3 separate regions of the Mus musculus genome follow, and all the other regions are linked to region 3. A link is a loop called in an ENCODE intact Hi-C map of the cell type or tissue named here. Cell type or tissue: left cerebral cortex. All regions are shown on one strand. Region 1 overlaps Tnr (tenascin R). Region 2 overlaps Tnr (tenascin R). Region 3 overlaps Tnr (tenascin R).

Evidence for each region. Hi-C counts contacts between places; a loop is a spot of excess contacts. Peaks named below come from ENCODE experiments on the same cell type or tissue, not always from the same donor. Only the 100,000 strongest peaks of a DNase experiment are listed, where the experiment ranks them.
Region 1: it touches region 3 in a loop (5-fold over the local background); 2 of 42 quality-filtered maps call a loop at or near these places.
Region 2: it touches region 3 in a loop (2.5-fold over the local background); 4 of 42 quality-filtered maps call a loop at or near these places.

The regions. Positions count from the first base shown.
Region 1 is chr1:159,715,157-159,717,656 of GRCm38, forward strand. The region is part of intron 1 of Tnr (tenascin R); the gene reads left to right. Among named protein-coding and RNA genes, the nearest start is that of Gm31348, 68 kb to the right of the region's middle. In left cerebral cortex, no CTCF peak of the experiment used is centred here; DNase peaks (open chromatin) are centred at 1,340 and 2,080; H3K27ac peaks cover 275 bases.
Region 2 is chr1:159,659,367-159,661,866 of GRCm38, forward strand. All of the region lies in intron 1 of Tnr (tenascin R), which reads left to right. Among named protein-coding and RNA genes, the nearest start is that of Gm31348, 120 kb to the right of the region's middle. In left cerebral cortex, a CTCF peak has its summit at 1,558; DNase peaks (open chromatin) are centred at 1,576 and 1,963; H3K27ac peaks cover 262 bases.
Region 3 is chr1:159,770,270-159,772,769 of GRCm38, forward strand. All of the region lies in intron 2 of Tnr (tenascin R), which reads left to right. Among named protein-coding and RNA genes, the nearest start is that of Gm31348, 13 kb to the right of the region's middle. In left cerebral cortex, no CTCF peak of the experiment used is centred here; a DNase peak (open chromatin) is centred at 1,319; H3K27ac peaks cover 920 bases.

The DNA.
Region 1 (2,500 bases), 55 kb before region 3:
GTACCCCTGTTGTCATTAGTCTCCCCATATCCGATGCTAGCAGAAGTAGACATCCTCAAGTCCAGAGTGTAGCTGGTGTAGTATGCCTGGATGTGAAGGTAGGAAAAATGGAAGATTTCTACACTGCCTTCCTATTGACAGTGATACTTACACTTCATTCTTTAGAGGCATCCAGAGTTTTCCCCATGTCTCGAAACAGATTGTTGCTTTGGGGGCTTCCTCTTCTCTGAGTCCTTTGTCTGCTCTTCTAAATAGGCACCTGCTTCCCTTCTTGAAAACTACTGTGACAACCCCTCCCTTTGTGATTATCTCTGTATACATTTAAGCTTTTCTTCCCTATAAAGAATTCCTAAGTTTTCTATTGTGGCATAGTAAGTAACCAGAAGCCTAGCAACTTAAAACAATACAGACTTGATATTTTTGAGTCAGGATTCTAGTGTGTTTTAACTGTGTCCTCACCCATGTCCTTGTCTAAAGACTTCACTGGGAAAGATCCACTTCTAAGCTATTTCAAGATGTGGTGGGATTCTTTATGCTGCAATTATAAGACCAAGGTCCCAATGCCATTCTAGATATTGGAAAGTCTCTTCATATTGACCATTTACACTCATCCATGAAGACCCTCTCATATCAAGTTGCTCTCATGCTTCATAGCTCTACAACCGGCCAAAGAAAACTCTCTGCTATCAAAAGGACTCTTGTGAGTCAGCCAGGTCCATCCAGGCAACCTCCCTATGTTAGTTACAAGCACATCATGTAACATGGCTTCATCGTAGGAACAAAGTCACAATTCCACAGCCTCAGAGACTACACATAGCACGCACATCTGGAAAGGGCAAACCTCAGAAAGTCTTAGCACTGTGCTATTGCCATACAGCAATTTTCAGATGGGAGCAAAGGTCACTATTTGATCCAGTATGCTTAATTACATGTCTCTTCTGACTAACGGTATTGTTACTGTTGTTACATTTCAGTTATTGAAATCAGTATCCTGGACATTACAACAAACTTGGTTTGCCATGAGAGTAGTACTCCATTTATTTAAAAATTCAAGGAAACTGAGATTTCTTGTTTTTAACTTTCACACAAATGAGTAAGCCTTAGGTACCTATGAGACTAATGTGTAACCTAAGCAGGGTCTCATGTGTTTTCTTCTAAAGCCATGGGCTTGCAAGGAGTCTAGAAGCCAGCTTTGGATAGCATGGCTTTGAATGCCCTCAGTGGTCCTGACACATAGCTCAGATGCATATACTGTTCCTTCTATATACAGCTGTCATATACTCACATACCGCTGCATGAAGCTATTACCAATGAGAGACAACACCTTGGCACAGGGACATGGTGATTTATCCTGACTTGGCAGGTCCCAGTGGTAGTTGTTGTGCTTGGTGATGAATCACTAATTTCTAGAAACCTTGACTAGAACCTGAAGGCAGGAGATAAATGTGAGTGGGGGTATTGCTTGGAGCATTCTGGCAGACAAATGGCCAGTCATGACTAAAAGATGGTTTTACATTTTCAGAGTGTAATCAAGTGAGATGTAACCAATATTCTTTAGTTCATTAGCTTCATGTCTCTTAACCTTCACTGTTGAGTGCTTCCTTACAGAGTGCCTCCTTGTTCATCCTAGTGTTTAAAAAAAAAGTTTTGTTTTGTTTTTTTCTTTTTTAGCTTGGAGTAAAAATGATGGGTGAGCCACTGTCAAATAGCCAGGAGAAGGGCAGAAAAAGTGGTCCTAAGGGGAGGAAAAGCCATACACAATTTCATCTTAAAAGGCAGAAAAGTAAGAAAGGGAGAGGCAGGCATGGAGGCAAGATTGGCATGGGGAAATAGTCTGATTTCAGTATCGTTCTCATGCTAGTGTCTTTCTCATTACAGCCAACTGGGCATCAGTAAATCAATAACACATGCAATCTCTGGAAGCGATTCGGGGAGACGCCTCCTCATGCTGCTGCTGGATAGAACAGATAGAGCGAGATAGAGCGGCAGCAGGGCACAGCTTATTCTAGTCCATAATCTGCCCGATTCATCTATTCCTCTGTGAAAAACACAGGTGGGAGGTTGAGACTCTCTCCTGGGAGAGGGCCAGGGTATCCTAGGCAGAGCTTCCATCTGGTATAACTGCTGTACAGCAAACTTGGTCTGTCGTGAACATGAATCAGTGCCTGGCTGGGATCCTTGCTGTGTGGGAGTTCCCCGTCAACCTCCCAGCTAAGTCTTAACCTCACCGCCTGGCTTCTCATTAGAGTCACTCTGTCCAGTCGCACTCTGGTGTCTTTGTACACACCCTCCTTCCGCTCAGATCACTTCTCATTTCTCTATGTAAATGTCACAGAGCATCCACTCATACTGAACGTATCACCCCATTCTCGTTTCCCATGAAGATCTTTCCTTATTACCAACTCCCAGTTGGACTTTTCCTTCCCTAGGCATGCAGAAATTTGGAGTGAGCTAGCAATTAATTAAGAAAAAAATAAATAAAGATCGGGTAGGCTCAAGA
Region 2 (2,500 bases), 110 kb before region 3:
ATATAGAGAGGAATGCGTCGACTGCATGTCCTTCTGACAATTACTGGAATCCTATTTCTTTCCTTTGAGTCTTTAATTAGACTTGGACAGCAGGCAGTTTGAGGATATATTCTCTTAGCAAAAGCCTGGGAAGCAAAAACTTATCTTCCTAATTTGAAGTAGAACCATAAACCTTCAAAGTCTGGTAGGCAGAAGAATGGTTGTCATTTTCCCTTTGCTGCCGAGTCTCTTCGGAGGATCCCCCAAGCTCCCTGCTTTGTGCAGAGAGGTGCTGGGGTAGGCCATCAGTGGGACCAAGCATTTCCCCTGAGATGCTTCTTCTGTGATGGCCATGTCTTTCGGTGGCTTCCTTTCTGTCTATATGTGTTCTGCATGCATATTTCTTGTCTTCCCCACAGTTCCTCCCTCTAAAATTCTATTATTCCCTTAGATATGAATAGAATAAAAAAGAGCCCTGAAGCTGAAGAGGACCGTAGTGATAATAGAATACAACCTCCTCATCTTACACATCATCGGCAAGTCCCATACAGGACCAATTTCCTTCTGTGGATAGCAGATCATAGTGCCTGGTACATAAAAATGTACTTGGTGAATCTTAGTTGAATTGTTTGCTGTCTGCACATGACATAACTTTCTATAACATGTCATATGGTATTTAATCCCCCTATTAGCAAATACTGTTATACCCAAGGCTCTAAGCTTTGGGCCCACTTACTTTTCTCTTCTGTTGAAGTGGTTAACGCCATGCTAGCCTTACATGGGACCCCAAAGAAATGCACACGCAGCAGTTTGAATGAACAGCTTCTGTGTAAATATTAGCTATCATCAGCCATGGTGAGCCTGAGGAAACAAAGGCCAGACTTGAACTTTTCAGCCCCCCTCGGTATCACTCACCCCTAAGTGGTCCTCTGAGTCAGCACTAGTATAGCGCCTTTACCACCATGCCCTTCTCTGTGGTGCCACTAGGAATATAGTGGTTTCACCAAACACCTCTGACAACTGTAGCTATTTAGGCTGTCAAAATCAGCTTGACATAAACTGAGGACAATGTAAGAGCGTTTCTACGTGTTCTACTTTCCACATTAGCAAACATATTTCTGCTCACAGAAAAATACTATGGGTAAATAAGTTGAAATCACGTGCTATTTCTGTTATAAGCCAAGTGACTTGAGCTCCTAGCAAAATTAACCTAAACGAAGTCTGCATACCTTCTGTTAATCCAAAGCAAGTCTGCATCAGACTGGCATTTAGACATCAAGAGTGGCAGAGGAGACTATGCTCACAGTCCCCTCAAATATAGCACAATGAAGACACACTTCTTTCATTGGAAATATAGGATACCTACCCATAGTAGCTATGTAGTCAAAGGCAAACCCAAAAGATAATAGCTCCTCTGGCCCACCCTCTTTCTCTAAGCCACTGAGTCGCCTACTGCCTGAGTCATTGCATCATTTTGCCAAAAAAAAAAAAAAAAAGCCCTCTTGCTATCTGGGAAACATGATTTTTGTTTATTTAAGTAGGAGAAAAATAGTTGTGAGAACTGTGTTTGGTGTCAAGGAAACTGGGCTGCCAAGGTGTGTGTTAGATCTCCAGATCTTGCCTCAACTTGTATGTCCCCCTCTGGCCCTAGATGGAGCTGCCAGCCTCAGGACTTTGCCAATTTGACCTTTACTTGCTAGGACAGTGCTGCTTTTGCCAGCATACAAGTAGCTCTGCTCGGTGACCATGAATGCACAGGACTAAGAGGGTCTCATTGGTGGAGGCCCATTTATCCTGCTGTGGCTATGAGAATTACTTCCCGCACTGGGCTGCAGAGACCCTTAAGACCCCAAAGCTTTCCTGTGTCTGCTGTAAGGCTCTAATGGTCTGCTTCTATCACCATGGCAACACAAACACAACTCTACCAAGTACTTTTAGTACTTGAGGTTGAAAGAGAGGCATATTTGCCTCCAAGGGCTGTTGTGCAGTTGGCAGGTTGTGTTATCTGGCAATGTGTTTGCTGCTACTGTTCTGAATGGGGGTGCCACCCCTCCCCCCAGCATCTGAAAGGAGTAGCAATGGCCTGTAAAGAGCTCTGGTTTGGCAGGCCGAGACTCTTCTGCCAGTCATCGCCCCACAAGCTGACAAACAATTCGACTTTCTCTGCCTCTGATCTTCCCTCCTCCACCTCACTGCCTCCTCAACCTTCCTCACACAAGGGCCTCCTGGGTCTGCAGGGATCCAGTTCACCAGGGCTCCTTTCCTGTGATAAACTGAACATGAGAGGTCTGGAAGCACCACCCCATCCTGCCTCTCCAGCACTGAGCGCATGACCTTAGGGAGGCTTTCAGGACTAGAGATCTGAGACTTAGATTTAAGGGCGCATCAACCCCCCAAACCTGCAAATACAGCCAGCTTTATGTCTGCCGTCCCTCATGTTGCCTACTTTTCACTAGAGCATTCCAGAAAAATGTGAAGTCTTAGGAGTCTCAAGCTATTTTATAGAGTGACCAGGGGAGTC
Region 3 (2,500 bases):
TTGTTGTTCCCTAGCTAACTGGATAGCCTGTCACGCTTCAGTGGAAATATCAGATTATCTGAACTAGTTAATTCAAAATCCATTCTTTCTGCTCCCTTGCCTTTCAAATTAATGACATTTGCCGTAATTGATGGCAAGAGAGGGGGAAATGGGGGCAGATACCGGAGCACATGGTCTCTGGAAGTTCGTGACTGCTGCTCACGCGCCCTAAGACTGAGCCCTGAGAGGAAAGGACAATCATAAAGTATGTGTTCTGGAAAATTAGATTTTAAGTACTGGGTTTCCCCTGAAGGACTCTTTAAAGGAGAACAGAAACAAAGCCTAACTGTGCAATTAGTATCATAATCAAAAATTCAGGGGAAGGTAAGTGGTTAAGTGTTGTTTCCTCTTGGTGAGTTTTGTTCAGGATAGAGTCTCCACTCCAAAGCTCTTGGCCTGTGCAAGTGTGACTTGAAGTCCAGGTGCTATATGAAGACTGTATCAGAGGATTGTGCCTTTGCCATTTGTCAGCTAGATGATCATGACAAGTTATTTAACTCCTTTGTGCCTCCTCCCCTTATTAGATAGCACTAGTTAGATAGATCTCGAGAGGCTATCATAAGGACTGTAAGTATAAATGTTTTGGAGTGGCTTCTAAAACACAGTAATATGAACAGCAATTTAAAATGTTTAAAGGCTTGACTAAAAACCCTCTATCTCCCATTCATAGCTAGGAGATTTGGGGTTAGAATGGGGTTATCTCCCATTCATATCCCTTGCCTCAGTTTCTCATGCGTAAGATGATGGTTAATTGAAGCCTCAGAATATTTCACAGGTGACGGAGCAGCTGAGTCTGAAGGTAGACATGGCTTGATCTGGATCTATCATAGAGTGGGCAGCCAATCAATGCTGAGAGCTTCCTCAGACTGAATGTTTTAAGTATTCCCAGATCCCAGCAGGACAGAAGAGAAGAGACTTCCATACACAGTGCCAAAGAAGCTCCCACATATGGTAGCCCCAAGTCACCAAGAAGAATATGTGCCAGCCAGTGTTTCATATTTTACTTATTCCAAAGAAGAAGGAGCCATGTGTGTGCCAAGCACCACTGGGTCATTAGAGAGACATATGTGTCACATCAACACAGATTGGCAGGGTGTGACAACAAGGATGAGCGAGGGAATACCTGGCGGAAGGTACTTAAACAAGCAAGATGAGTCTGGCTCCCACAGCCCTTACTAGCATGGATGCTGTGGTGCTAAAATTGCAAACACAGCTACCAGTTTTGAGAGTCTGCAAATCAGGCACTCAGAAAGTAAGAGCGATGAGCCTTTCTATTTTAATATCAGGAAAACACAAGAACATGAACTTCTCTATATAGAAAAACAACACAGATTGCCAACATCAATTCTAAAATGCCTTGAAAAGGCTAGGATGCTAACATCAGCCAGCAAGATGCTTTAAGCCTCTCTTTCTCTCAAAGTATATTCCTCTGCCTCCACATAGCACAGTGGCAGGATGTAAGAAAGTGGCATGATATATTATTTAGACATGAAGCAAGACTTCTACATTCTGTTCCTCTCCCTGAATGAGTTAAAAAAGAAGATGGGTACAGTTTGTGAGTATGGGGATTGATGTTATTGTCTGTTCAAAATGTCTGATGTAGGCTCCTGCTCACTGCATCACCCACGATGCCATGATTTATTACCACACTGTCTCCAGGTGCAGTCCAGCTAGTCTCCCCTGTGATGATCATGCAGAATGTGAGAAGGGGTGTCCACTGGTAGACTATTTCCAATGAACTCTTGAATCATCCAGACAGAGAGGCAGATGATGAGCTGACACCCGGTAGAGATTGTCTGGTTGCTTGAGTATCCCCATGTGGAATAGAGTGGGGGGATATGGAAGTTTGAGAAATCTCAATGAGAAAGTGATTGTTGGACATTTGCCTTCACAGCAGCCATTGATAGTTTGTTCCCAATACAAGTCTCCGCACCATCTATCACTTTTGTCCTAAGGACACCTTCATTCTTTCATTCAATAAACATCCAATGAACCCTTGCCAGGAGCTAGGCACCATGCAGCCATGAGATGACGATCACAGGACTCTTTGCCTTTAAGGAACCTAGAAATCTCTTCCAACTTTGCCTGTTCTGTGAGATGCCATCCTTCTTTCTCTGGGTTCCCAGAGCTCTTTGCCCTGACTAACTCATGACATATCTGCCTCTCTTCTGCACTGGTCTGTGAAGTCCTGAGACAAGGAAGAGAAATTCATCTCTTCATCCTTACCCGGAGAGGTGTGTTCACCTTGCAGGCACTGGAGGGGTCTGGAAGTCTCCCAGGATGGAGAGGCAGTGATGAGAGTGAATACCCAATCTTCACACATGTATGTCAAAGCTAGCATGTGAGCTAATAGCAGACTAAGGACCATGAAGGATGTTTCCCTGGAGTACCACATTTGCACATTTCTCTTATTTTTAACTCCTCTAAAATATGAGATTTGAACTCATCCTAAGGAAGAGCC